Linked DNA regions of Homo sapiens: region 2 is linked to region 1. Evidence: read pairs that join two places in POLR2A ChIA-PET (ENCODE). Cell type or tissue: PC-9. All regions are shown on one strand.

Region 1 (2,500 bases):
AATCAGGGATGACTCTGTGGATTCAGCTATACCGTTTGTGAGGACAACGGTGCCAATCTCTGAAATGAGGAAGACGGAAAAGGAATAGGATTGGAGACAGAAGGAATTAAGTGCTGTCTTTTGAACGTGCTGTGTGTGTGTGTGTGTGTGTGTGTGTGTCTGTGTGTGTATTTGGAGATGGAGTCTCGCTCTGTCACTCAGGCTGGAGTGTAATGCCGCGATCTCGGCTCACTGCAACCTCCACCTCCTGGGTTCAAGTGATTCTTTTGCCTCAGCCTCCCAAATAGCTGGGACTACAGTCACGAGCCACCATGCCCGGCTAATTTTTGTATTTTTAGTAAAGATGGGGTTTTGCCATGGTGGCCAGGCTGGTCTCAAACTCCTGACCTCAAGTGATCCGCCCACCTTGGCCTCCCAAAGTGCTAGAATTACAGGCATGAGCCACTGCGTCCAGCCTGAACATGCTGTGTTTGAAATCTCTATTTAGCTAGCCATGTGGATGTGTCAGGCCGGTAGTTGCAAATATAAACATAGATGTCTAGAGCACAGGGTGAGAATGCTGTATTTGGGGAGCATCAGGATATAGATGGTAACTAAAGCTGTGGGACTGGATACACCTCCAGACAGATCAGCTAGGGAGGAAGAGGGAATGGGGACGAGGAAGGGATCTGAATCTGAGCCTGGGATACTCCTGCCTGTTGAAAGAGGAGTTGCCAGCAAACAAGATAAGAAAGAAAAGCCCCCAGGGTGTGAGAGAAACCAGGCAGAATGCTGTAAGGGAAGGCAAGAGAAAGAGTTTCCAGAAGACAGGGCTGCAAGATGTGTCTGCTGCTGCTGAGAGCTCCAATCAGATGCGGGCCAGGAGAAAACCACTGGGGTCAGCAACAGTGGATGTTGTCAGCGATTTTAGCAAGAGGAGCTTGAGGAATCTGAACAGGGTTAAAGATCAAATGGTACTGGTTGAGAAAAGTTTGTGAAATATGGAAAGAGAAGCAGCAAATAACATACTTGTTGGAGAAGTTTGGCTTAACTGCCAACTAAGAGATAGGAGCTGGTATCTGGAATGGAGCATGGGGTCAAAAAGATGGTTTTTACAATGTGTGTGTTTTCAGGCAGGATTTACTAGAATATAGGCTGAAGAAGATAGTGCAAGAGAGAAAAATAGATCATGCAGGAGGGAGGAGAGTAAGATGGGGAAAGGAAATGGAATCTGTACTAGATGGCGAGAGGGTACCCTCAAGAACTAGCTGGCAGAGAGAGCTTCTCAAGAATTTCCTATGTAAATAGGAAAGATCCATGTAAACATGTAAAATAAATACAGACATCTCAAGTTCCCACCACTGCCTCCCCCTGTGATTGTAAAATGAATTACACAGACTGTCAAATGAATAGCTTTATGAGCTCCGAAGAGGGCAAGATGGTGGCCCTGAAATGTGGGATGAAGGAAGCTGGATTAAACCGGACCTTGTGGATAAAGAGGATTGGGGTCAGGAGGAGAGGAGGGCAGGGCAGCGTTAAAAAGGTAGGGAAGAGAACCAGCGTGACACAGATTGGCAGGTCCTGTTAGACACAGGTTCTCAGTGCTACGAATAATCAGATAAAATGTGTGCCCCTTTGAAGTGACATTGTGAAGCGTGCTGTGATGTGAAATGTGGAATTGTTCCTGGTAATCACATAGGGTAAAGCCCTTGGTGCTGGGACCACTGCCGTGCCTCTCTAGGCAGAGATTCCATTCACTGGGTTTTGAAAACTTTTGGAGAAAAGCTAAACCAGTTTAACTTTGGCCATTCTTCGTGTTATCTATTTTAAAATAACCTTTCATGGTATTTTATGATGGCTCTATGCTTTGGTTTCTTCATCTGGAGAAAATCAGATTGTTGTAAGGGTTGAGTGGGTTAATCCACTGGGGTGGTGCCTAGCACACAGTGTAGGCCATTATTATTTTTAAATACCATATTTTTATTTTTAAAAAGCTAAAATGTACGGATAAAAAGAAGATATAAAAATCATGTCTAGGCCAGGCATGGTGGCTCATGCCTATAATCCCAGCACTTTGGGAGGCTGAGGCAGAAAAATCACTTAGTCCAGAAGTTCAAGACCAGCTGGAGCAACATAGTGAGACCCCCATCTCTATAAAAAATAAAAAAAATAGCCAGGCATGGTGGTGCACACCTGTAGTCCCAGCTACTTGGAAGGCTGAGGTGGGAGGGTCACTTGAGCCCAGCAGGTCAAGGCAGAAGTAGCTGGGATGGCACCACCGCACTCCAGCTTGGGTGACAGAGTGAGACCCTGTCTCAAAAAATAAAAATAAAAAAGCATGTCTAATCCTAGTGCCTTATGACAGTCACTCTTAATATTTTTATCTTTCCAATTTTTTCCTACATGTGAGTACTTAAATTTTGCTGTATCTACTCTTTTGAACTTTTTTTTTTAATTTAACCTATTCTGTCACAGACATCTACCCATGTCATTAAACGTTCTTTAAAACCATTCTAATTCC
Region 2 (2,500 bases), 170 kb before region 1:
ATACAAACAATAAAATAGAAAAATAACATCTACTACATGGATTGTTCTGAGGATCAAACTGTTCACTTTTGAAAGCAGGTAACTTCCAAGCTGTTATGTAGGAACAACTTGCATTGTCACTGAATTCTTTCTACTTACTAGACTCTGCTCTTTCTCATGTATATTCCTTGTCTTCCCCAAGTTCCTCCACGTCAAAGAAATCTGTTGTAATTTCAACAGTCAATAGTGCCTTGATTCATGGGGATCATGCCAGGGGGTGGTCCCATAAGTCTTGTTTGTTTGTTTTTTGAGTCAGGGTCTCACTCTTTTGCCCAAGCTGGAATGCAGTGACCTGATCATCGCTCACTGCAGCCTAGAACTCTTGGACTCAGACAATCCTCCCACCTCAGCCTCTGGAGTAGCTGGGGCTACAGGCACACACCATCACACTCAGCTAAGTTTTTGGGTTTTTTTTTGTATTTTTGTAGAGATGAAATCTAACTATGTTGCCCAGGCTGGTATTGAACTCCTGGGCTCAAGCGATCTTCCTGCCTCAGCCTCCAACAGTGCTGGGAGTACAGATGTGAGCCACCATGCCCAGCCCCCTATAAATATTTCTTAACTGACAACATAGAGGATTCTCCCAAATATCATAGAGCTGGCTTTCAGGTAATCTATCCCCAAAAGTCAGCAACTTTAAAGGCAAATGGTAGTCATAATTTTTAAATTTGTCTATTTTTTCTATCATTTGTATATTCATATATGAATGTGAACCATATACATTTATGCCTATAGTACATATTCAGGATCTAAAAAATAAATGTTTTGCCAAATATTAGGATAGTCATGCCAAGATAAGATTCACAAAATTACTTATGTCAAATGTGTAATATACATACCAATGAAAACTTATTTATATGTTCTATATTTTATAGTATACCATGAATCTAACAGAATTCAGATGACACTAACTTAGGGAGAAGTTGCGAACCATAAAATTACAATTAAAATTAATCTATAAATTAAGTGACATAAAATTCCTTAAGAAAGAATGAAATAGCCAGGCCTGGTGGCTTGTGCCTGTAATCCCAGCAACTCAGGAGCCTGAGGCAGGAGGATTGCAGAGGCCAAGAGTTCAAGACAATACTGGGCAATGAAAGGAGACCCTATCTCTACAGAAAATAAAAAAGAATTAGCAGGACTTGGTGACATGCACCTGTAGTCCCAGCTACTTGGGAAGCTAAAGTAAAAGGATCCTTTGAGCCCACTAGATCAAGGTTGCAGTGAGCTATGATCACACCATCGCACTACTACAGCAGGGGCAAAATTGAAAAGAAAGGAAAAGAGAAGAAGAAGAATGAGATATGCCCAGGGAGTTAACAAAATAGGTCACCGTGGACATTTACCTTTGAAAGCAATATTTGCTTAGGATAAGCCAAGATGCTTATAAGGATATAAGCTGCCTGTTGACAATTCAAGGTTGATAGGATTCTGTAATGACTCACAATATTTGCCAACCCTCCCAAACCTTTGCTTCACCAAATGTTTGCTTAAGATGAAGAGTTTGGCATTAGGCACATGTTGAAATTCACCTGGGAGAATTTCCCTTCAGAGCGCCATGAGGTGACATGGCAGCTGCCCCCATGGTACACTCTGAAGGAACCTAAAGGACCATTGACCTGAGCATGTTCTCCTCTTGTGACTTTCACCACCCTCCCCGCCAAGGGTGTGCCCCCCAAAACAACAGTGGTCTGTAGATGTGAACATTAACATGCGAATGTGCACTTCATTTTATCTTATATGTCTGCACCCTAACAACTTTCAAAGCTAGTTTGAGGCTGTATGCAATAAAAGCATAGTACAATTGCCCAAAATCAATTAAGAAAATGCAGATCAAACCAAGTATAAAAAGCTTTGAACTTGAAATGTTTTCTCAATTTACTACCTTTGTCCTTTCTCTTCTTAGAATCTTAACTCCCTAGGACAGAGAATCTATCTTCTTTCCAGCTATGTCCCTGGCCTATGAAAGAGGTGCCTAGCACATAGTAGGCACTCAATAAATAAATGCTGACTGAATAAAACAATGAGAAAAGTAAGCAAAATAAATTTTTTTTTTAGCTAAAAACATCTGAATTTCTATGACTGGAAATTTAACCCTGAGCTTGCTAGTATCCGTGTGAAAGAGTCATCAAAGTTTACAGAATTCTTTGTCTAACAGAATTGCCAGAAAATAGAATAAATGCTTTTCTAGTTCCAAATTTTTTCATGAGAAACTTTCTTTGAGGGTAATGAGAAAGACTGACATCCACGTCTTTATAGATACTTTTTTTTAACACAATGTCTGACCTATGACTGATTTTGCTTTAGCGAAATGAGCAGGTAAAGTGTATTTTATATGTAGACACAAACAGTTATGTGTTATATGTATACACTAACATTTAGCACTGATTACTCTATCAAGTTTTTACCAGAAAACAGAGCCCGGGACACAAGCAACAGTTGATAAAACAGAAGAAAAACC

The links. Peaks named below come from ENCODE experiments on the same cell type or tissue, not always from the same donor. Only the 100,000 strongest peaks of a DNase experiment are listed, where the experiment ranks them.
Region 2: POLR2A ChIA-PET joins it to region 1 with 7 read pairs; 2 of 35 experiments call an interaction of 5 or more read pairs at or near these places.

What each region holds. Positions count from the first base shown.
Region 1 is chr4:168,673,759-168,676,258 of GRCh38, forward strand. All of the region lies in intron 3 of PALLD (palladin, cytoskeletal associated protein), which reads left to right. The region is part of intron 1 of LOC124900808 (a long non-coding RNA gene); the gene reads right to left. Among named protein-coding and RNA genes, the nearest start is that of PALLD-AS1, 26 kb to the left of the region's middle. In PC-9, no CTCF peak of the experiment used is centred here; no DNase peak of the experiment used is centred here.
Region 2 is chr4:168,500,094-168,502,593 of GRCh38, forward strand. The region is part of intron 1 of PALLD (palladin, cytoskeletal associated protein); the gene reads left to right. The region is part of intron 1 of LOC107986198 (a long non-coding RNA gene); the gene reads right to left. Among named protein-coding and RNA genes, the nearest start is that of PALLD, 4.3 kb to the left of the region's middle. In PC-9, no CTCF peak of the experiment used is centred here; a DNase peak (open chromatin) is centred at 1,498.